2 separate regions of the Homo sapiens genome follow, and region 1 is linked to region 2. A link is a loop called in an ENCODE intact Hi-C map of the cell type or tissue named here. Cell type or tissue: ovary. All regions are shown on one strand. Each heading gives the region's core, and the rest is flanking DNA. Links, peaks and the distances in the headings are about the cores only. Region 1 has its middle 49 kb from the start of USP7. Region 2 overlaps TMEM114 (transmembrane protein 114).

The links. A loop is a pair of places that touch in the nucleus more often than their neighbours do. Peaks named below come from ENCODE experiments on the same cell type or tissue, not always from the same donor. Only the 100,000 strongest peaks of a DNase experiment are listed, where the experiment ranks them.
Region 1: it touches region 2 in a loop (2.5-fold over the local background); 28 of 110 quality-filtered maps call a loop at or near these places.

Annotation. Positions count from the first base shown.
Region 1 is chr16:9,006,699-9,019,218 of GRCh38, forward strand. No RefSeq gene overlaps it. Among named protein-coding and RNA genes, the nearest start is that of USP7, 49 kb to the left of the region's middle. RefSeq lists enhancers at 1,997-2,568, 2,368-2,417 and a silencer at 8,814-9,108. In ovary, for the core only: a CTCF peak has its summit at 2,256 (motif pointing left); DNase peaks (open chromatin) are centred at 2,263 and 6,714.
Region 2 is chr16:8,564,198-8,576,717 of GRCh38, forward strand. TMEM114 (transmembrane protein 114) reads right to left here. Exons shown (of 4, transcript NM_001146336.2): 3 at 7,890-8,027; 4 at 5,303-5,808. The coding sequence ends at 5,576. Among named protein-coding and RNA genes, the nearest start is that of TMEM114, 20 kb to the right of the region's middle. In ovary, for the core only: a CTCF peak has its summit at 3,612 (motif pointing right); DNase peaks (open chromatin) are centred at 3,664 and 5,614.

The DNA.
Region 1 (12,520 bases), core at 1,943-9,942, 440 kb after region 2:
CTTTGGGAGGCTGAGGCGGGTGGATCACGAGGTCAGGGGTTTGAGACCAGCCTGGCCAATATGGTGAAATCCCGTCTCTACTAAAAGTACAAAAAATTAGCCGGGTGTGGTGGTGCATGCCTGTAGTCCCAGCTACTCAGGAGGCTGAGGCAGGAGAATCACTTGAATCGGGAGGTGGAGGCTGCAGTGAGTTGAGATCGCACCACTGCACTCCGGCCCGGGTGACAGAGCAAGACTCTGTCTCAAAAAGAAAAACAAACAAACAAACAAACCAAAAACTGGAAAAGGCAAGAAAAAGGATTTTCCAGCTGGGCGTGGTGGCTCACCCCTGTAATCCCATCCCTGTGGGAGGCCAAGGTGGGAGGATTACTTGAGCCCAAGATGTCGAGGCTGCAGTGAGCTTTGGTTGCACTACTGCACGCCAACCTGGGCGACAGAGCTAGACCCAGTCTTAAAAAAAAAAAAGGATTATCTTCCAGAGCCTCCAGAAAGGAAATACAGCCTTTCTACCCTGATTTCAGCCCAGTGAGACCCGTTTTGAACTTCTGACCTCCCGAACGGTAAGATGATAAATGTGTGTTATTTTAAGCCAGCAAGTTGGTGGTAATCTGTTACGGCAGCCCTAGGTCACTGATACGTCATCTCCGGTGTCTAGTCCCTAGCAATGGGCCCCTGGGAACTACATCTCTGGTGCTGGCTCTCTGGAGTTGTCCCCTCCCACACTGAATCCAAGCTGCCTGCGACTCACCAATGCATGATGCCAGATGTGGTGCTGCGTGGGCTCCAGACCCAAGATTTAAGAGGACTGGGGCAGATCCATTTTTGTACTTTTGGGAATCCCAAAATGCAGTGCATGAAGCTCAGCAACCCTGTCGGGGAGGCCACGTGTGGAGGCAGTGCCCCGCAGCAGCGCGGGAGTGAGAGGAGGCAGCCTTCCCAGCATCCTGTGGAGCCTCCAGAGGACTCTAGCCTGTCAGGCTGTGACAGCGTGAGAGACCCCCAGTGAGATCAGCAATGGAATGGTTCATCTCAGCCCAGTGCGCCCACAGAACCAGAGACGTAATGACATGGTCGTTTCAAACCACTACATGTTGGAGCTGAATTTATTTTGCAACCATCGTAACCAAGCCACTGTCCTATTTTAGTGGCCATGAGTTGAGGGCTACCATGGTGGGTGCTGGGGAACTATTGTCTCATTCAAGTCACTCATTGTCCTGCATATTACCCCCACTTTTTCTTTTCTTTTTTTTAGAGACAGGATCTGGCTCTGTCGCTCAGGCTAGAGTGCAGTGGTGCGATCATAGCTCACTTCAGCCGCGGACCTCTTGGGCTCAAGCAGTTCTCCCCCTCAGCCTCCTAAGTAGCTGGGATGACAGGCACACACCACCATACCTGGCTAATTTTAAAATATTTTGTAGAGACAAGGGTGGGGGCGGGGGGGGGGTGTGGTTCTCACTATGTTGCCCAGGCTGGTCTTGAACTCTTGGCCTCAAGCAATCCTCCTGCCTTGGCCTCCCAAAGCCCTTGGCTTACAGGTGTGAGCCTGTACCGTCAAGACGAAGAAACGGAGGCTCTGAGAGGGGAGATCCTAAGCCTGCTGGTGGATGGAGGAGCTGAGTTTGAACCCAGGTCTGCATCTGGAGCCCCAAGCTCTGTGCACGTCCCACTGCCACCTCCCCACCGGGTTCATGATATCATTTCTCAGAGGCCTTGGTTGGTCCCAGCCGCAGCTTTGTCTCCCTTGCCCACCGCTGTGCTGGCTTAAGCGAACTCATAGCTATGCTCCTTCCCTTTTACCCCATCGGAAAAGGGAGCAGGATTACTTACAGTAAGTGAAAACCAAGACTTGTACAGGAAGCACGGCCCGATCCATTACAGGGTTATTCTAGCCCATAATGTACCTGTGCACTTTCAGACACAGCCAGACTGTCTGAAGAGGGGTCGAGAGGGTTTCAACGGGCCAGTGGGATCAAGGCTCAGAAATGCAGAACTGACGGGGAGCAAAGCCCCCGCCCCCCAGCAGTGTGCTCATTCCCACGGGACTCCTGGGGACTGCCATCGCACCCACGCACTCCAGAACGTGCGGCTGGCTCAGAGGTGGGGGTGTCCACCGCAGTCCTGGGTTTCTGAGCCTGTTGTTCCTTCCCTAGGGGCGCAGGGAGGGCCTTCCAGCGCCAAATCACCAGCCATAGCTCAGGGCCCTGACCCCGGCTGGGCTCAGATTCAGCCCCTGCTTGCGGTCCTCGCACCCTCTAGTGGCCACGGGGAGAAAGAAGTAGCTCAGCGGAGATTCTGGAGCTGGGTCCGGGTGGACACTGCACCCCACCCGGCAAGCAGGAGAGAGAACCCAGAAGAACGGATGACTCCCTCACACGCCTCTTTCTAAAGCATGCTGGCGCTGAATAACCACAGGGGTCCGTGATCTTTATCAATTACATGTGTCCGGCCTTATTAGCTCTTAAAGGAATCTTGTTTTCTCTCTCGCTGTTTTTTTTTTCCTTTGAGACAGGGTCTCACTTTGTTGCCCAGGCTGGAGTGCAGTGGTGCGATCATAGCTCACTGCAACCTCTAACTCCCGAGCTAGATTCTCCCACCCCAGCCTCCCGAGTAGCTGGACTACAGGAGCACCACCACACCAGGCTAATTTATTTATTATTTTTTTAAGATATGAGAACTTGGCCAGGCGCGGTGGCTGACGCCTGTAATCCCAGCACTTTGGGAGGCCGAGGCGGGCAGATCACGAGGTCATGAGATCGAGACCATCCTGGCCAACATGATGAAACCCCGTCTCTACTAAAAATACAAAAAATTAGCCGGGCATGGTGGCAGGCGACTGTAATCCCAGCTACTCGGGAGGCTGAGGCAGGAGAATGGCTTGAACCCCGGAGGCAGAGGTTACGGTGAGCTGAGATTGTGCCATTGCACTCCAGCCTGGGCAAAAAGAGCGAAACTCTGTCTCAAAAAAAAAAAAAAGATATGGGACCTTGCTATGTTGCCCAGGCTGGTCTCCAACTCCTGGGCTCAAGTTATCCTTCCACTTTGGCTTCCTAAAGTGCTAGGATTACAGGTGTGAACCACTGCGACTGGCTGATACTCAGCTTTTTTTTTTTTTTTTTTTTTTTTTGAGACAGAGGCTTGCTTTGTCACCCAGGCTGGAGTGCAGTGGCATGATCACAGTTCACTGCAGCCTTGAACTCCTGGACTCAAGCCATCCTTCCACATTAGCCTCCTGAGTAGCTGGGACTACAGGTGCACACTACCATGCCAAGTCGATGGAAGAGCTGGGTTCAAGCTTTATTTTTATTTATTTTTATTTTTTTTACTTTTTGTAGAGACGGGGTCTCACTGAAGTGTTGCCCAAGCTGTATTCGTGTATTTTTGATCCATAAAAAGTCAATTTCATATGGTTCAGCCTAAATTTCAACAATTCACATGCTTACTTATTCACATCCCCAAAGGGATCCACAGAGATTTCTTCCTGAAATACGATGACCTAGAGCAAGCAAGTTAAAATAAATAAAAAATAAATAAATAAATAAATAAATAAATAAATAAATAAAAAAGAGTCACCTCAAACCACTTAAAAGGAAGACAGGACAATTGCCAAAAAAAGAGACAGTCATTGAATGTTTTCAGTTTTAGTTTTTGAGATGGAATCTTGTTCTGTCACCTAGGCTGGAGGGCAGTGGCGTGATCTCGGCTCACTGCAACCTCCGCCTCCCAGGTTCAAATGATTCTCCTGCCTCAGCCTCCCGAGTAGTGGGGCTTATAGGCATGCACCACCACACCTGGCTAATTTGTGTCTTTTTAGTGGAGACGGGGTTTCACCATGTCGGCCAGGCTGGTCTCGAACTCCTGACCTCAAATGATCCACCTGCCTTGGCCTCCCGAAGTGCTGGGATTGCAGGTGTGAGGGACCGTGCCCCGCCAGTCAATGCATTTGATAGTCATTGTACTTGAGTTTAGTTGTTTCTAGGAATTCAAGGTGAAAATGGAAAGATGAGAGTGTAGGCTGTCTGCTGTCAGATAAAAGGAACTAAGTTGAGAAGGGGATACAGATGTTATCCTCAGCCCAAATCCGGGAGAACAATGTCCAAGTTAACACTTAAAGTCTCAGCAAGTCATCATCTCCTGAACTTCAGTTCTGACAAAATGACATTTTTCTTTAGGCTGAAGGAGTTAACAGTGAGTGGCTTTTAGTTCCAGCAGAGAACTAAACTAAAAGTTTAGGCTGAAGTGTAGTGGCATCACTACAGCAGAAGGCAATTATTGGATCAAAGGGACAGTTTAGTGCACCTTTCGAAGACACTAATTTGATGCAGAGGTGACAACCAAATCCTGATCCATGATCGTGCCATGCAGTGCTTAGCTCAGAAGGGAAACTAAATGCTACCTGTTTTGTTTCACTTCAAAAAAACTCATCATTTTTGCGTCACACTTTATTTTATTATATTTATTTTTTTGAGACGGAGTCTCACTCTGTTGCCCGGGCTGGAGTGCAGTGGCGTGATCTCGGCTCACTGCAACCTCTACCTCCCAGGTTCAAGCGATTTTCCTGCCTCAGCCTCCCGAATAGCTGGGATTAAAGGTGCCCACCACCACACTTGGCTATTTTTAGTAGAGACGAGGTTTCACCATGTTGGCCAGGCTGGTCTTGAACTCCTGACCTCAGGTGATCTGCCCGCCTCGGCCTCCCAAAGTGCTGGGATTACAGGCATGAGCCACTGCTCCTGGCCACTTTATTATTGTTATTATTTGAGACAAGGCCTCACTATGTTGCCCACTCTTGTATCAAACTCCCGAGCTCAAGCAGTCCACCCGCTTCAGCCTTCCAAAGTGCTGGGATTGCAAGCATGAGCCACCATACCTGGCTGACACTTTCTTATTTATTATTTTTATTTTATTTTATGTTTTTGAGACACGTCTTGCTGTGTCACTCACGCTGGAGTGAAGTGGCATGAACATGGCTCACTGCAGCCTCAACGTCCTGGGCTCAAGCGATCCTCCCACCTTAGGCTCCCAAGTAGCTGGGACTACAGATGTATGCCACCATGCCTGGCTAATTTTTAAATTTTTCTGTAGAGGCTGGGTCTCACTATGTTGTCCAGGCTGGTCTTGAACTCCTGAGCTCTGTCGATCCTCCTGTCTTAGCCTCCCAAAATGTTGGGATTACAGGCATGAGCCACGATGCCCGGCCTATTTTTATTTTTTATTTGACACTTGTTGTGGACTAGGGAATGTGTTAACACTTTACTTTTTAAAAAATTATTTATTTATTTGTTTTTTTGAGACACAGTCTCGCCTTGTTGCTCAGGCTGGAGTGCAGTGGCTCCATCTCGGCTCATTGCAACCTCCGCCTCCCGGGTTCAAGTGATTCTCCTGCCTCAGCCTCCAGAGTAGCTGGGATTATAGGCACCCACCACCACGCCCAGCTAATTTTTGTATTTTTAGTAGAGACGGGGTTTCACCAGGTCTCGAACTCCTGACCTCAGGTGATCCACCCGCCTTGGCCTCCCAAAGTGCTGGGATTACAGGCGTGAGCCACTTCGCCCAACCAAACAATTTAAATTTTCATATAAACATCTATTTTATTCTCACAGCATTAAAATATAAACAAACAAAACCCCAGAAAGCTTCAGGGTCAGGTAAGAATTTGTTTCGTGCAGGGTTTCTCTAGATCAGCAAACAACACGCTTTGGGGGCCTTACTTTGAAAGAAATCCAGATTCAGAATTCACAAGCTTGGTTTTCCCAGCCGCTGTGGTCCATAATTACTCACAGCTAAGAGCCTCCTTCTTCAGGTCAGAAGTCCTCAAATAGGGATGACGGGCAAAGGAGGAGTGATTCTTCCCTCTCCCAGTGGACATTTGGCTGTGTCTGGAGACATTTTTGGTGTCATAAATAGGGGGAGGGTGGCAGGATGCTCCTGGCATCTGGCTGGCTGAGGGTAGGGGTGCTGCTAAACAGCCTACAGTGCACAGAAAGTGAGCGCAGTGGCTCATGCCTGGAATCCCAGCACTTTGGGAGGCCGAGGCAGCAGGATCACCTGAGGTCGGGAGTTCGAGACCAGCCAGACCAACATGGAGAAACCCCGTCTCTACTAAAAATACAAAAATTAGCTGGGCGTGGTGGTGCATGCCTGTAATCCCAGCTACCTGGGAGGCTGAGGCAGGAGAATCACTTGAACCCGGGAGGCGGAGGTTGTGGTGAGCCGAGATCATGCCATTGCACTCCAGCCTGGGCAACAAGGGCGAAACTGTCTAAAAAAAAAAAATTTAATTTATTTTTGGAGAGACAGGGGTCTCGCTGTGTTGCCCAGGCTGGTCTCCAACTCCTGGCCTCAAGCGATCTTCCCACTTCAGCCTCCCAAAGTGCTGGCATCACAGGCATGAGCCACACCGCCCCCTAGGCCTTCAGTTTCAGGTGGGAGTCCTGAGATGGGGACTGGAGCTCCCGGATTTGGATGTTAAAGGGAAAAAGTGACTCCAAGCGAGGAGAGCCCTGGAGACCCTTTGCGTTTCCCAGGCTACAGAATTAATCCGGGCGCACCCAGCAGTGGGGGAGCTGTTCTTCCCATTGGCGTCCCCTCTCCCCTCTCTGCCAGCACAGGGCCGGCTGGGGGCGACGACGGTGCGTGCGGAGGACGCGAGCTCCATCTGCCGCCTGCAGGGGTGGGAGGGAAGCAGGCTGGACCACTTTGGGACTGAGCTCCCGGGAGGAGGAGGCGGCGGCAGCAGCTGCCTGCCTGCCCCCATGCCAAGTCCGGCTCCTGTTTCTCACCTGGTGGGAGTCGTAGTGAGCAAACCAGCGGAGGGAGATACTCTGAGTTCCTTTTCTTGCAAATGGGACAGCAAGACGTGGGAATAAATCACCCAGGCCTCGTGCTGGAGCAGAGCGAACACGGGCTGTTCTGCTTTGGATTCTGCAAGCCTCCTCCCCCAACTTCTAGAATCTTCTGGTACTCGCATTAAGAGGTATGACGAAATCACATCCATCTGGGCAGTAGGAATAAGGAATCTGGGGTCACCAGAACATGATCTCGGATATAGGAGGATCTCAAACCTGACTGCATGTTGGTATTAGGTGGGGAACTTTAAAAAAAAATACTGATGGCTGGGCCCCATGTCCAGAAAGCCTGGTTCAATGGGTCTGGGGGGTGTGGCCCACCCCACTGACTTTTTTTTTTTATTTTAAGACATGGTCTCACTCTGTTGCCCAGGCTGAAGTGCAGTGGCAAGATCATGGATCACTGCCGCCTCGAACTCCTGGGCTCAAGCAATCCTCTTGCGTCAGTCTCCTGAGTAGCTGGGACTACAGGTGCATGCCACCATACCTAGCTAGTTTTTTTTTTTTTTTTTTTTAAGAGACTGGGGTCTCACTATATTGCCCAGGCTGGTCTCAAACTCCTGGCCTCAAGCAGTCCTCCCAAGTCAGCCTTCCAAAGCACTGGGATCACAGGCATGAGCCACTATGACCAACCTGGATACTAAAAAAACAAAAAAACCTTCTCAGGTGTTTATAATGTGCAGCCAGGACTGAGAACTAGTGATTTTATGCAGAGAACAAAACAAAACCCAAAATCCTACTGAGCAGAGAAAAACTGTAAGCCTGCAGGCATCCTATAAGCCTGGGTTTGATTCTTGACCTCATCAGTTGAATCCTGACTACACCTGAGCCTCACAGAGTCCAGCCTGTGATCCTGGCCAAGTTTCTGAACCTCTCTGAGCTTTATTTACCTATAACACAGGGAGGGTGGCAGCTGCATCTCAAGATTTGTGTTGCTGTCAGTGCTCCAGGCACACTGGGCTTCTTGTCTCCAGACACTGGCATCTTTCTGGTCTCCTTGCTTCTACCCAGGCTGCCCTCTCCACCCAGCTCACTCCAAACATCTTTAATACCCAGCTCAAGTATCATTTGCTCTGAAAGCCTGTGTGTGCATGCAATTGTAATTCCTTCTGCCTGAGATTTTCTTCCTTCAGCTTGTGGCAGTGAATTCTAACTTTCCCCTGATAGCCATTCTCCTCTTCTTTCTTCAGTACTAGGTCCCTGTGTGTTACCTGAGCACTCAGAGGAGACCGTGTTTGCCACTTGATTAAACTCTGGCTCATAGAATGTGAGCAAAGTGACACGTCCAACTTCTAGGTCGTGGCCTTAAAAGAAACAAGCATGCTCTCCATTTTTACTTCCTGCTGGCTGGATTGTTAGTGTGATGGTGGGTACTGAAGTAGCCCTTTTTTTTTTTTTTTTTGGAGACAAAGTCTCTGTCATCCAGAGTAGAGTGCAGTGGCGCAATCTTGCCTCACTGCAATCTCTGCCTCCCTGGTTCAAGCAATTCTCCTGCCTCAGCCTTCTGAGTAGCTGGGATTATAGGTGTGCACCACCACACCCGGCTAATTTTTGTATTTTTAGTAGAAACGGGGTTTCACCATGTTGGCCAGGCTGGTCTCAAACTCCTGACCTCAAGTGATCTGCCTGCCTCAGCCTCCCAAAGTGCTGGGATTACAGGTGAGAGCCACTGCGCCCAGCTGCAGTAGCCCTTTTAAAAAAATTTTTTTGAGACAGAGCCTTACTCCATCATCCAGGCTGGAGTGCAGTGGCACAATCTCAGCTCACTGCAACCTCCACCTCTTGGGTTCAAGCGATTTTCAGGCCTCAGCCTCCCTAGTATCTGGGATTACAGGTGCCCGCCACCACGCCAGGCTAATTTTTTTATATTTTTAGTAGAGATGGGGTTTCACCATGTTAGCCAGGCTGGTCTGAACTGCTGATCTCAAGTGATCTGCCCGCCTTGGCCTCCCAAAGTGCTGAGATTACAGGTGTGAGCCACCGCAGCCTGGAGTAGCCACTGTGGACTAGGATGTATCAGCCTGAATCTCTGACACTGCGGAACTGGCCTATCAGTCCTGGATGGAGGTGACTTAAGAGAAAAACAAACCTTTATCTCATTTTAGCCCCTATTAGTTTGACCTTTGTCACAGCAGCCAAACCAGTATCATAACTTGGCCGGGCGCGGTGGCTCATGCCTGTAATGCTAGTACTTTGGAAGGTACAGGCGGGAGAATCACCTGAGATCGAGGGTTTGAGACCAGCATGACCAACATGGAGAAACCCCATCTCTACTAAAAATACAAAATTAGCCGGGCGTGGTGGCACATGCCTGTAATCCCAGCTACTCGGGGGGCTGAAGCAGGAGAATCGCTTGAACCCGGGAGGCAGAGGTTGTGAGCCAAGATCACGCCATTGCACTCCAGCCTGGGCAACAAGAAACTCCGTCTCAAAAAAACAAACAACCAAAAACAAACAAACAAACAAACAAGAAAAAAACAGAGAGTCTCACTCTGTTGCCCAGGCTGGAGTGCAGTGATGGGATCTTGGCTAACTGCAGCCTCTGCCTTCTGGACTCAAGCGATCCTCCCACCTCAGCCTCCCAAGTAGCTGAGACTACAGGTGTGCACCACCACACCTGTATTTTTGTATTTTCTGTAGACTTGGGGTCTTGCTATATTGCCCAGGCTGGTCTCAAACTCCTGGGTTCAAGTGATTCACTTGCCTCAGCTTCCCAAAGTGCTAGGATTACAGATGTGAGCCACTGTGCCCAGCCCAGTTTCTGACCTTAATTATATTAGCAATGTCATATTCTATTTTTTTTCTTTAGAGACAGGGTTTCACTCTGTCACCCAGGCTAGAGTGCAGTGATGCAATAGTAGCTCACTGTAACCTCGAACTCCTGGCCTCAAATGATCCTCTTGCCTTGGCTTCCCAAAGCGCTGGGATTACAGGCGTGAACCATTGCATCCAACAACAATATCATAGTGTATTGGCTAGAAGTAAATCTCAGACCGGGCGCAGTGGCTCATGCCTGTAATCCCAGCACTTTGGGAGGCCAAGGTGGGTGGATCACCTGAGGTCGGGAATTCGAGACTAGCCTGACCAACATGGAGAAACCCCGTCACTACTAAAAATACAAAATTAGCCAGGCATGGTGGCGCATGCTTGTAATCCCAGCTACTCAGGAGGTTGAGGCAGGAGAATCACTTGAACCCGGGAGGTGGTGGTTGCGGTGAGCCAAGATCATGCCATTGCATTCCTGCCTGGGCAACCAGAGCGAAACTCCGTCTCAAAAAAAAAAAAAAAAAGCAAAGTCACCCAGGGTCTGTCACAGGGAATCTTGGCTGCAAATCCAGAGCTCTTTCCAGAAACCCTCAAAGTTTTCAGAGACATTATTGTTTTGCTCTCTCTGCCTTGGATGTTTCAAATAACAATCGCCATTGTTTGTCTTTATCAACCATGTTTATCCATGGGGCAGGCAAGTCTGCAAAGTGAATGAGCTGCTGAATGGCCTGTGTTCTCACCACTTCCTTCCCCATAGTTGGCAGCCCGGAGGCATCCTGGACATGAGACTTCAGTGAGCACAACAACCACCTCTGGGGCATTTGTTTACTCATTGCCCAATTTTGGCCACACTGTGGGGTCAGGATGGCACCACAATGCGCCATGACAGAGAAAGGGACCAATCAAGGGAGATACTGTTGTTCCCCATCATTCTGTCCTGGATCAGTGGAGGGACACGATAGGACCATATTAGGAGTTAGTAGTTATCAAATGCTTCCTCTAATTCAGACAAGTGCCTAGCACTTTGTGCATGGTTATTCCACTTAATGCTCAGAGCAACCCTTTAGGGTAGGCAGTATAATCAGCCTCATTTCTGGTTTTTTGTTTTTTGAGACAGAGTCTCATTCTTTCACCCAGGCTGGAGTGAAGTGGTGTGATCTGGGCTCACTGCAACCTCCACCCCCTGGGTTCAAGTGATTCTCCTGCCTCAGCCTCCCGAATAGCTGGGATTACAGGCATGCGCCACCATGCCCAGCTAATTTCTGTATTTTTAGTAGAGACGGGGCTTCGCCATGTGGCTAGGCTGGTCTCGAACTCTTGACCTTAGGTGATCCATCCGTTTTGGCCTCCCAAAATGCCGGGATTATAGGTGTGAGCCACCACACCTGGCCAGTCAGCCTCATTTTATAGAAGAGAAAGTGGAGGCTCAGAAAGGTGAAGTGACTTGCTCATAGTCCCATAGCCAGAACGTGGCAGAGCTGGGTCTCTCTGGTTCCCTAGCCAGTGCCTGCCCTGCTGTGTGTGCCCTTCTGTGCCTTTAGTGGATGCCTTTCAAGATCCCTCTTTTCGCCCATTCACAATGAGGCTCTGGAAGACAAATCTCCAGGTTTTAACAGCTTGGTACTCAATGCTAGGGAGATTCTCTAGCCCTATGAGAATTATTCTTGGCGGCCGGGTGCAGTGACTCATGCCTATAATCCCAGCTACTCGGGAGGCTGAGGTGGGTGGATCATCTGAGGTTAGGAGTTTGTAGATCAGCCTGGCCAACATGGCAAAACCCTGTCTCTACTAAAAATACAAAAATTAGCTAGGCGTGGTGGTGCAGGCTTGTAGTCCCAGCTACTGGGGAGGCTGAGGCAGGAGAATCACTACAACCCGGGAGGTGGAGTTCGCAGTGATCCAAGATTGCGCCACTGAACTCCAGTCTGGGGGACACAGCAAGACTCCATCTCAGAAGAAAAGAAAAAAAAAGGGAATTGTTCTTGGTATTTTCTTCTGAGCATGAATCTGCCTGTTTTTTCTTGGTTCAGAAACAGCCGCTGTGTGCAGGGTTGTGCTGGAGCCAGCCCATACCAGCTTGTGAGAACTGATTGTTAAGTCTTCAAAAATTTCGTTGTATTGTTTACAACAGCCAAAAAATGGAAATAAAAGAAATGCCTATTAGTTGGTAAATACAGCATATCCAGGCCGGATGTGGTGGCTCAAGCTTGTAATCCCAGCACTTTAGGAGGCCAAGGCAGGTGGATCACCTGAGGTTGGGAGTTTGAGACCACCCTGGCCAACATGGTGAAACCCCGTCTCTACTAAAAATGCAAAAATTAGCTGGGTGTGGTGGTAGGCACCTGTAATCTCAGCTACTCGGGAGGCTGAGGGAGGAGAATCTCTTGAACCTGGGAGGTGGAGGTTGCAGTGAGCCGAGATCATGCCACTGCACTCCAGCCTGGATGACAGAGTGAGACTCCATCTCAAGAAAAAAAAAAAAAAAGTGAAGATAATAAGTACTCAAAACTCATCACTTTCTAATTATTCTATTACATTTTAGCATTATCTGTGTGTTTGAGTTATTTATATCTGTTTCATCTGTATGATGGGGACACTGTATCATGGTGTGCCACTGTACATCTCTTCCCATCATCAACGTTACATCATCTCATGTTGGTAACTTAAAACCAGCCATGGTGGCCGGGCACATTGGGTCACACCTATAATCCCAGCACTTTGGGAGGCTGAAGTGGGAGGATGGCTTGAAGCTAGGGGTTTGAGACCAGCCTGGGCAACACAGTAAGACCCCGTCTCTACAAAACGTTTTTTTAAAAATTAGCCAGGCATGATGATGCACACCTGTGGCCCCAGCTACTCAGGAGGCCGAGGCAGGAGGATTGCATGAGCTCTTGAGTTTGAGGCTGCAG
Region 2 (12,520 bases), core at 2,436-10,435:
TGAGTGGGTGAATGAGTGAGTTAGTGAATGAGTGAGTTAGTGAATGAGTGAGTGAGTGAATGAGTGATGAAATAAGTGAATGAGTGATGAAATAAGTGAATGAGTGATGAAATAAGTGAATGAGTGAGTTAGAGAATGAGTCAGTGAGAGAATGAGTCAGTGAGTGAATGAGTCAGTGAATGAGTGAGGGAATGAGTGAGTGAGTGAATGAGTGAGTGAGTAAATGAGTGAGTGAGGGAGGGAGGGAATGAGTGAGTGAGTAAATGAGTGAGGGAGGGACGGAGGGAATGAATGAGTGAATGAGTGAGTAAATGAGTGAGTGACGGAGGGAGGGAATGAGTGAATGAGTCAGGGAATGAGTGAGTGAGTGAATGAGTGAGTGAGTAAATGAGTGAGTGACGGAGGGAGGGAATGAGTGAGTGAATGAGTGAGTGAGTGAATGAGTGAGTAAATGAGTGAGTGAGGGAGGGAGGGAATGAGTGAATGAGTGAGTGAATGAGTGAGTGAGTGAATGAGTGAGTAAATGAGTGAGTGAGGGAGGGAGGGAATGAGTGAATGAGTGAGTGAATGAGTAAATGAGTGAGTGAGTGAATTAGTGAGTAAATGAGTGAGTGAATGAGTGAGTGAGTGATGGAGGGAATGAGTGAGTGAATGAGTGAGTGAATGAATGAGGGAGGGAGGGAGTGAATGAGTGAGTGAGTGAATGAGTGAATGAGTGACTGAGTGAGGGAATGAGTGAGTGAGGGAATGGGTGAGTGAATGAGTGAGTGAGGGAGTGAAAGAGTGAGTGAGTGAATGAGTAAATAAGTGACTGAGTGAATACATGAGTGAGTGAATGAGTGAGTGAATGAGTGAGTGAGTGAGTGAATGAGTGAGTGAGTGAATGAGTAAATTAATGACTGAGTGAATAAGTGAGTGAGTGAGTGGGTAAGCAAATGGATGGATAATGATGGATGGGTGGATGGATGCATGGATGGATGAGTGAATTGATTAATGGGAAAATGTATGAATAAATGAATAAGTGAGTGAATGAATGAAGCATGGGACAGGTATAAGCAAGTGAACTTATGAATGAACAAAGACTGAATGCGTGCATGAATATATAAATAAGTGAAGCAATGAGTGAGTAAATGAATGGATGGGTGGGTGGCAAGTGAATAAATGAATGAGTGAATAAATGAATGGATCTTCTTTGCCAGATAGAGCGCCTTCTCTGAGAGAAAGAGAGCGGCCAGTTGTTTGCCAGGGGTTCCAGCCAGGTCTGGACCTGAGGGGACAAATCGTGGCTGAGCCTCCCCAGCAAAGGGACACGCGCCGTAGTCCCACTTCCTCCTCCTGTTTACCTTCTCATGAGTATAAATCCCCTCCTCTAACCCCCGGTTAGTCCAGCACACCTGGATCTGACCACACCTCCACCTGCTCCGAGTTCTTTCTCCTCTCATCTGGCCCTGGGAGGCCCCTCCCTGTACTTCCTGCAACCACTCTCACCCCTGCAGGCCGGTCCGTTCACACAACAGACCTAAGGGTCTTAGAGCAGTGGTTCTTACCTCCCCTGCACAGCAGAATCACCTGGGGAACTTTGTGAACATAACAATGCCCAGGTCCGCCCTCGAGGGTCTGATTGCATTTGGCTCCATTGGGGCCCCAGTGCTAGCAACTGGTTGTTTTTTAAATAGGACCCCCACGTGATGCTAATGTAGAGCCAGGGTTGAGAACCACTGTCTTAAAGGCATATCACTCTCAAGAGAGAGTCCAAGTGGAATAAGAAAATAGAAGAGGAGAGGACAAGACAGAATGGAACAGAACAGATCAGAACAAAATGGATCAGAATAGAACAGAACCAATCCAATGGATTAAAATACGGCAGGACAGATCGAAACAGAATGGATCGGGCCAGGCACGGTGGCTCACGCCTGTAATCCCAGCACTTTGGGAGGCCAAGGTAGGTGGATCATGAGCTCAGGAGATCGAGACCATCCTGGCTAACACTGTAAAACCGCATTTCTACTAAAAATACAAAAAATTAGCCAGGCATGGTGCATGGTGGTGCGTGCCTGTAGTCCCAGCTACTGGGGAGGCTGAGGCAGGAGAATCACTTGCACCTGGGAGGCAGAGGTTGGAGTGAGCCGAGATTGAGCCATTGCACCCCAGCCTGGGTGACAGAGCTAGACGCAGTCTCAAAAAAAAAAAAATCAGAATAGAACAGAACAGGTCAGAATAGAATGATGGATCAGAATAGAAGAGAACAGATCAGAATGGATCAGAACACAACAGAATGGATCAGAATAGAACAGATCAGAATGGATCAGAACACAACAGAATGGATCAGAATAGAACAGATCAGAATGGATCAGGATAGAACAGAACAGAACAGAATGGAACAGCATCCCAACCCCACTTAATCATCAGCACCTCCTTACCACGGGCCATGGGCATCGCCCACTGCCTTCTCTCTCCCTGCCTCTACCTTCACCTCCTATTTCTCTCCATCAACCCTCCCTCTTCATTTCCCTCTAACACAGAAGCTTCTTCCCACCTCAGGGCCTTTGCGTCTGCTGTCACCTGCCTGGTCTGCAGTTTCCCTACCTACAGGTTCTTCATGCGGGTCTCAGCACAATGTCACCTCCTCCAAGAAGCCCTTTCTAATTGTCCTTCCTGGAGTCACATCTCTACCAGACACCTTTCATCCCATCACCCTGGTTTTTTTTTTTTTTTTTTTTTGAGATGGAGTCTCACTCTGTCACCCAGGCTGGAGCGCAATGGTGCGATCTCGGCTCACTGTAACCTCCACCTCCTGGGTTCAAGTGATTCTCCTGCCTTAGCCTCCCAAGTAGCTGGGATTACAGGCGCGTGTTACCACAGCTGGCTATTTTTTTTTTTTTTGTATTTTTAGTAGAGATGGGGTTTCACCATGTTGGCCAGGCTAGTTTCGAACTCCTGACCTCAGGTGACCTGCCTGTCTTGGCATCCCAAAGTGCTGGGATTACAGGCATGAGCCATGGCGCCCGGCCTCATCACCCTGTTTTGTTTTCTTCATAACACTAATCACTGTCTGAATCTCTCAGATAGATTATTGGTTCATGGGTTTATCATCTGTTCCCATGTGAGCTAGGAAGGGTGGAGATTTTCTTGGCCACCCCCATGAATGTGTCCCCAGGCCCTGGAACAGTCTCTGACACTGTAGGTATCTGGCAAGCATTTATCAAATGCATGAATGGATGGGCGAATGAATGAGCTTATTCTGTGTTGTCAGTTCCTGAGGTGCACACATGTTTTGGTTTGTTATTGTCCATTATTGCTCGCTTAGCAGAGTGTCTCAGCATGTCCCAAGGTGGACGTGTGGGACCAGATGTCCTGAGCATCATAGGATGCGAGGAGCATCCCTGGCCTCTTCCCACTGGAGCTGCCGGTAATACCACTCCCCACACGCACTAAGAACAACCAAAACTGTCTCCAAACACTGCCAAATGTCAGGTGGGGGAGAGAATCGCCCCAGCTGAGAACTCTGGCCCTGCAGTATTTAATCCAGCACTTGGGCGCTAGGAGGGCTGAAAACGTGTCTCTTGACGAATTTGGGGATCAAATCCTGCCTCTGGAGCAGTTCCACAATACGACCAGCAGGTGGAAGCAGAGACCGCCCTTTCGGTAGCATGGTTGCCCTCACTTTGCAAAAACTTTGTTTTCCCCAGCATTGTAACTGATTTTCCAACAGCGCTCATTTAGCCCCATGTGGCCATGTGAGTAACCCACTCCTTTTGCGCCTTTCCGGATTAGACAGGGACGTCGCAGCAACGTCCTGAAAGGAGCAGACAGCCAGTAAAGAAGTGCAGGCGTTGGTGGAAGTAGGGGGAGGACCATCTTGGGATCAGGCAGTTCTGAAGTTTACTCCCAGTTGCGTCCCTTTCTCTCCTTATGCCCTTAGTCCAGTTATGTTAACCTGCCAGTGCCTCAGTTTCCTCATCTGTACCCTGCTTTGCTTATCTCCTAGTCCTCACCACGGGCTACGTATTTCATATGCCTCTCTCTCCTCAATCATGTGGCACCCCAGAGAGCAAGGTCTGGGTCTGGAGGAGTCATTGCCCCCCCAGTTGCTGGTGTGTACTGGCCTTCCTTTGAGTGTTTGTTGAATGACTGACTGACCGACTGGCGTGGAGAATAGCACAGGTGCATAGATGTGGATGTCAGCTATAATGATGACAATGCTGATGTCATGGTGGTGTCATGTCGTTGTGGTGGTGATGTCATGGCATGGTGGTGATGATGTCATGATGTTTGTTGAATGACTGACTGACCGACTGGCATGGAGAATAGCACAGGTGCATAGAAAGTACTCAGTGGGTGTCAGCTATGATGATGACAGTGTTGACGTCATGGTGATGATGATGTCATGATGAAGACGATGATGCCATATTGTTGATAATCGTGTTGTCATCTTTTAATCCACACCAGTATTCCCCAAACCATCAGCACCTCCCAGAGTTTCCTAAGCCAAAGGCTCCTCGGGCCCTCCCCTACATCTCATGACTTGGAATCTTGCAGGAACAGAATCTCAGCCATGGTTTTGGGTTAGAATAGGCTGGAGAGCTCTTAAAAAACACTGATGCCTGGACACCAGCCCTAGAGAATATCAGATCAAGGATGTAGACAGCAGCAGGATTTTTGGAAGATACCCAGGTGATTCTAAGAGCAGCAAGATGACAACCCTTCTCTGTCACTTAATAAACGCCCCACCTCGGCATTTATGCAAACAGTGGCTCTGGGCCAGAAGCCTCGGCATCGCCTGGAAGCCACTTAGAAATGTGAGTTTTTGGGCTTCACCCAGGCCTCCTGGCTCAGACACCCTGGGGGTGGCATCAGCCCGAGAGTATCAACAAGCCCATAGAGTCTGGGGCGCGCTAAATGTGAACAGCACTGCCCCAGGGGACCCGGATGGGGAGCCCATTCCCAGGGGCAGAACACCAGGATGAAAGGAGGGATGGATTTTTCTGGGGGAGGACGGAAAAGGTATGATTAGTCTTGAAGAGTGCTCTATCAATTGGCCAACCCCTTGGGAGTCTCGCAGCTTCATATTGTAGACCTAACCTGACCCCGTAGAAAGCCCATGTCATGCCAGAGTTATTTTAGAGCAAAAGGAACTCCAGGCCAGAGCTCCCCAGAGAGAGCTGAACGCATTACAGGGCCCAGGAGGTAGGGCACCCTCTCCCTTTCCCAGACCCACCAAGGAGCTGATCCAAGGGACATGGGTGAGGAGGAAATGAAGTCGGAGGGGGCGTGAGGACTTTGCAATCTGTAAAGCTCTGTGTGTGATTAAAGGATCGTTTTTATTTCTCGCGAAGCGGTTTGGCACTCCCTCGGGCTCCTCCAGGCCACACGGACACACACGGACATAAGCACACAGGTACTAGGATAACAGCCAGGCCCCAAGCTTAGTCCGCGGGGATTTGTGGGGGAAGGAGGGGGGTGCCTGGCCTCCCCGAGTGGCCTTTGAGGAAGAAGAGGCCGCAGCCGATGGAGATCGGTCGGTGAAGCTCCGGGGCCAAGCCCCTCCCTCCCCTCCACGACCCAGCGCCCAGGCTCATATGGCCTGGTCCTGCCTCCGTCTCAGGCTGAGCTCGCGGGCTGCTGCCAGGAAGGCTGCCCCGGTGAGCAGCTCGGCGATGAAGCTGATCCAGCCCAGGGCCAGGGACCAGCCGAAGCTGATGTCCACCTGGTCCAGGAGGGCCTTCTCCTCCAAGAGACACAGCGCCTCCCGGAAGGCGGCGGCTGAATACGCTATGTAGACGCTGATCCCAGCGAGGGTCACCATGGCTGCAGGGAGGGCAAAGGGAGAGCAGATCAATCCCCCACCCCGCCCCAGCACTCCCCTCCTCCTCCTCGCCCTGCCCAGCCACGCTGCTCAGCGTCCAGCGTCCTCGCTCCTTCCTGCTGCGGGACCTTTGCGCGTGCTAGTCTCCCCGCTGGGTGCATTCACCCCTGCTTCTCTGCCTGTCATCGGCAACTCCTACCCTTCCCACACATGGCAGCTCACGCTTCGATTCCTGGACTTGCCTGAGCAGTGATTCCACAGCACCATACAGCTGCCCATCACTGCCCAGGTCACAATTGCAACTTTGCATTCTTTTGTGTAATTTTTTTTTAGACAGAGTCTCGCTCTGTCGCCCAGGCTGGAGTGCAGCGGTGCGATCTCAGCTTGCTGCGATCTCAGCTTGCTGCAACCTCCACCTCCCGGGTTCAAGCTATTCTCCTGCCTCAGCCTCCTGAGTAGCTGGGAATACAGATGCCCGCCACCGCGCCCGGCTAATGTTTGTATTTTTAGTAGAGACAGGGTTTCACCATATTGGCCAGACTGGTCTCAAACTCCTGACCTCAAGTGATCCGCCTGTCTCTGCCTCCTAACGTGCTGGGATTGCAGGCATGTTTGTGTAATTATTTAACTAACATCTGTCTCCCCCAGTGGCCTGTGAGTGTCCAGAGGGCAGACATGCTCCTGTTGGTTTTGCTCATTTTCAATTCCCCAGCACCGAGAACGGTGCCTGGCCCACGGTGGTTCTCCACAGATATTAGATTTGAGCCACATGGTCCAGTACGATAGCCACTGACCAGTTACACATGGCTATTTAAATTTAAGTTAACTAATCTAAATGAAGTTAACAGCTCAGTCCCCCATCAGCACTCACTGCCCTGGCCTGGTTTGCAGCTCCCGATGCTCGGCATGGATTAGGGAACTTCTCCACCATCACAGAAACTTCTACCAGGCAGTGCTGGTTTCGAGAATTTGTCACTGGGTGAACTATTAATGCTAATAGTAATAATAATAGTGAGTGGTTAGAGGAGATGAGAACTTTGCAATATTTTCACCTCCAGACATCCCTTTTGTTTTTTTTCCTCTGTGGATTCCAAGGGAGCATGTCATCACTGCTTTTTTTTTTTTTTAAAAGGAACATTTCAAATACACAGGGATACAGACAGCCTTTAAGGCAGCCAGCCACGTGCCAGGTCCCATTTTTCAAAACCTCTGGTCCACTAAACCAACCAGTGGTGTTAACCTAGCCATTGTCTGTCCACCTGTTGTTTTGTTTCATCTTGTTTTTGTGTGTGCTGCTGTTTAATTGACAAGTAAAAATTGTATGTATTTACGGTACACAGCATGAGGATTTGATATGTGTGTGTACACTGTGGAGTGGCTCGGTCAAACTATTCAACACAGGCACGGCCTCACATACTTAGCATTTCTTTTGTGTGTGGTGAGAACTAAAATCTACTCTCAGCGATTTTCAAGAACACAATAGGCTGTTGTTAACTGCTGTCACCATGACGCCCAATAGATCACTGAACTTCCTTCTTTTCAGCTGAAATTGTGTGTTCTTTGACCAACATCTCCCCACCCTCCCCTGCCCCCACCCCCAGCCTGTTCCATTCTCTCTTTCTGTGAATTTGACTCTTCTAGATTCTACATAGAAAGATCATGAGGTGTTTGTCTTTCTGTGCCTGGTCATGCCCGTTTTTTAGTCGATCAAAGCAGTATCTATCAGAATGGCTGATCAGCAGAATAGAGCGAGGGTGGCTGGAGCGAGGGTCTCCTGCCAGCTCACAGCCCTAAAGCTTGAAGCTATCACGAGTTTGGGCAAAGGTAATACATGCGGCTTCTTTGGTGAAGTAATGAAAAGGATTCTTGGAAGCTGCTCCCTCTGCACTGCTCCTGTCTTGGAACCAGAGACTAAGTGATTCTGGGCTGGAAACCACTCATCTCTTCCAACTGATATCCCAGAAGGGGAAACTGAACCCCACGAGGCCCTGGGATCCCCCTCGTTTGCTGAGGGTTCATACACAGTACCCATTGCCCAACCCCCAGACCACAAGCCAGAGCCCTAGGCAGGGTGGGCACCTACCTCCAAAGAGGAAGAGAATTCCAGTGAGCAGGAGGAGGAGGTAGGCTTGGAGGAGGAAGCTCAGAAACCCCGTCATCCCCCCAAAAACCATCAGGATCAGGCTGAGCGGCAGCAGAATCACAAATGTCCCATGCATGGCTTAGAAGAGACAGAGAGGATACCAGGCAGAGGACAGTTACTAACATCCTTCATTCAATCAACAAACACTTCCCGAGCACCTACTAGAGCTGGGGAAAATCCACACTGTCACTGCCCCTACGACGATTACTTCTACTGTTTCTGATGATGATGATGACCATGACAACAGTGGTTGAGGCTCATCTCGTGCAAGGCTGTGTGCTTTGTTCTTGTTGTTTGTTTTGTTTTTGAGACAGGGTCTTGCTCTGTCACTCAGGCTGAAGTACAGTGGCACGACCATGGCTCACTGCAGCCTCAACCTCCTGGGCTTAAGGAAACCTTTCACCTAAGCTGCCCAAGTAGCTGGTACTGCAAGTGTGCACAACCACACCCAGCTAATTTTTTTATTTTTGGTAAAGATGAAGTCTTGATATGTTGCCCAGACTGGTCTCAAACTCCTGGGCCCAAGCGATCCTCCTGCCTTGGCCTCCCAAAGTGCTGGCATTACAGGTGTGAGCCACTGTGCCTGGCCAGAGCTGGTTTCTAACAAGAGAGAAGCCGCAATGCAGATGATCACACGCATCATTAATTATTCATTACAAGAGCCAGGGTGTTAGGAAGAACTTGGGATTGGGGGATGGCTGGCAGTGGTTTGGGCCTTGGCTCTGCCTCCACAGCCGTGGGACCTTAAGAGATCTAAAAACCCCTGTGGTCCTTAGCATGGCATTTTGGGGACAGCACTTGCTGATCATTTGGAAGTTATCCTTCTCCCAAGGCTGGCTTCACTGACTGGAGTGCCGGCCCCGTTCTCTACAAGAACATATTTGTCACCACAAGGAGGAGCCTCATGCAAGCTTTCTGGGTTTTGTTTTGTTTAAAGTTTTTGCCAGCACCTTGATTGCATCATGCAAGCTTTTTGGATGGGAAAAAGCTTTTTGGGGGAGCAGGGACTGTGTGGATGAAGGGCTTTGGGCATTGAGAGAACTAACGGGGACACTGTTAATCTCAGGGCTTGAAGACCACGTGATGTGTGTGATAACCAAAGTGAAGGGAGACATGCTGCCCCCGGGTTGCAGAGCCAAACGGATCCACCTGGAGAACAGTCCCTGCATTGAATGTATTTCTCTTGCCTCCTCTCTAGTAGGATCTGGGGCCATTTCTAGAGAACTCCCAAGCCCAAACAGTCAAAGATAAATAATAATACAACTTGTAAAATCAGCAAGTGGAAAAGACGAATGACAAGAAAGTCAAGACCCATGATGAGGGGTGAATGGAGGAGGAGGAAGTCTAAGGTTTCAGGGTCTATACCTCTGTCACTATTTGACTCTGAGCTTCCCAGCAGCCAAAGAAAAAAGGGAAACAAGTGCAAAGTTTTTTTTTTATCCATCCTTCATTTACCAAATGTGTATTGGTTGTTTACTATGAGCTGGGTGCCAAGCATCTTTAAATCCTTTTGGCAATAGGATAGGTATGAAAATAAATACTTTCCTATCCTTCAGTGCAGGCTAAGCATCATTTGTTCTGGGAAGTCTTTCCTTACACTGCATTCACCACTGTCCACCCAGTCAAGTGCCCTTCCTCTGTGCCCCCTCAGCACCCCATAGGGACAGGCATTTATTACCTAGTGTTGAGGGCATCTGAGTCACTTTTATGTCTCACCTGACAGAACATGAGCTCTTTGGCAAAGAGGATCTTATTTCCCTGTGCACAATTGTATCCCTGAGTTTCTAGCAGAGGTTCTGTTCTGGGACATGGTAAGTGCTGAAGAGATATGTGTTGACAATGTAGTGAATGAATGAGTGAGTGAATGAGTGAATTTTGAGCTAGACAGTGTGGCTCTCAGGCAGGAAACTATGTCAGTTTCTAGGAAATAAGAAAAAAACTGAGGGAGCCCAATAGATGACCTCATGGCGATGAAGAATATAGACGTCAGAGCCGGATTATTTGCACTCTAATTCAGGCTGACTGTGGGGTCCTGGGCATGTCATTTAATTACTCAGAACCTCCATTTCCACTTCTTATGAAATGGAGGTAAAAGTATACGGCTCACAGAATTATCATGAGAATAATACTTGTAAAGATCATTGGGCAACACGGGGCAATGTAGTAAGATGTGCAGTGTTGCGTCCCGTAGAGCAGGCACTAAATAAATCATAACTCTATCAATAATAAAGATGATGGTGATAATCATAACTTGGTCCGTGACCTCCACTCTGACCAAAATGTTTTGCCTTCAGTCCCTCAATTGGCACTAACTTTGGTGAGTCAAGAAAACAAGACTGAACTTCCTCCCAAGGCTGTCCTGTGATAAAATGTGATTACAGGGGATGAGACCTGTGGTCTTTCCTTCTTTCTTTCTTTCTTTCTTTCCTTCCTTCCTTCTTTCTTTCTTTCTTTCTTTCTTTTTCAGGGAAAAGTCTTGGGCAGGGAAGTACCACAGCTCATGCAAAAACCTAGTCCTTTAAAATCCATCCCCCCACACACCATCATCTCAGACTGTGGCCAAGAAAGGAAATCATTTCTCGTTCAGAAATTAATGAGGTTTCCCAGAGTTGGTGCAGCCATGGCAGCCCCATGTGAGTTTCCCAGTCGTGCTGCAAGCTGCCTTGATGTCCACATTCGATTAAACGCCTGGGTAAGAGCAAGCCACCCAGGAGAGAGCTATAAAATCTCCTGCTGAAATTTGGTTTAGCTTTCTTTGTGTGTGTGCCCTATTCTTTGCTACATTTTTTTCCCAGGATTGTGGCTTTGGAACATGAATATTGATTCCAAGTTCTGTTCTACTTAGAAATGCTCCCATCGCTAGCCACATCTCTGAATGCACTTGGGGAAGATAGTCCCCTTTGGAATGTGGATATGATGAAAATAATCATCATCACCAATTTTGTGGGGGCTGGGTTACTTGGGAAGTGGTGGATATGTAGTTTCAGAGTGAGGGGTTACAGTCAAAAGACCACTGAAAAAGAGTCTGTGACATACAAGCTGTGTGACTTTGGACAAATGACTGGACCACTCTGAGCCTCATTGGCAAAATAAGAGTAAAAACACCTGCCCACTGATCTAGAACTTATTAAATTCAGCAAACATATTAAGAGTGTCTGCTGTGAGTCTAGCTCCACACTGAGCACTGGTATGAAGACAAAAATAAATAAGTCGCAGACAGTTCCTCTCTTGCACGCATGTTGACAGAGTACCCGTATGATTGACCATCCAAATCACACTTTTGAGAATCAAACAATCATCAACTGTATTAAATTATCTACCATGACCATAGGTGTCTACAGGGACCAGGCAGGATAAACCAGGACAACTGGTCACCACACTTCTCCGTTTATTGTTTCAGTAAACAATGATGCAACACCTGCCACCTATGCTCACCAGGGTTCCAATGTCAGCCCTATCACTTCCAGCTGAGGGTCTGTAGGCAAGTTACTTTATAACCTTCAAGCCTCAGTTTTCTCATCAGCTAAATGGGAATACTAAGAGTATGCACTTTACAGGATTGTGTACTGAGGAAGAGGTAAAATGGACAAACTTCTTAAAATGGTGCTTGTCACATCATAAACCTAATACAAGTGTTCATTGTTATTGTTTCTCAGCTTGGTATTGGGCTATCTAAATGAAATAATATGCATGAAATCTTGTAAACCTTTTGGTAATGTGGAAAGCCTGTTACAACCAAACACAGATCTCTCAGGCCGGGAGACCTGATTCCCATTCATCAACAAGCCTCTAATGAACTCCTGTGATGGAGAGAAAGAAAGAAACAGTTTCCAGCTTCTGGGAACTGGCATGGCGCTCATAGCTAGACTGCGGTGTTCTGCTGGATATAATCTCTTGGAACTCCGACATCAGACGAGGTCATCTGAGACCACAATACAATGAGACCCAGCAAGGGCACCTCACAGGCTGCCCAAGCAGAGGTGTAAACAAGGTCTCTGTGCCACCCACAAAATATCAAACGCCTCCTTCTCCCAGCTCATATGACTGTCCCTGCTTTCTCAATCACAGCCAGTCTGCCTCCCTATAGATAAGATGGAGATATTTGGTCACAGAATTGTCTCCACTTCCTGATATTACCCAGTCCAGAACAAACCTCCACATCCTCAGACCCTCCAAAGACACCCCATCAAAGCCCGAATCCCGTAAGTCCTTCCTGGCAACCTCTTGCTGAGACACCCCACAGCTCCCCATGGAGTGTGTTCTCCTTTGCTGCACTGAGTAATAAACCCCAACTTGAACTGCAGGGGTGTCCCCACTGGTCTCTGGCTGGAGGGAACTGGCAGGGGCCAGGGGCTCTCCCAGGCACTGGCAAGCGGGAAAGGATATGATGGAGCAGGACAGAGGTGGCAGGAATCAAAGGCCAGCAGGACCTGGAAAATTTCTTCTTTCTTGTGATGTATTCTTGCACATCCCTGAATGCCCAATAACTTGCAACACAGAACCTAGAATGTAGTACATGCTCCCTGTGCAATGGATGGCTGAGTTAATGAATGAGAGCAGGAAGGAAGGAA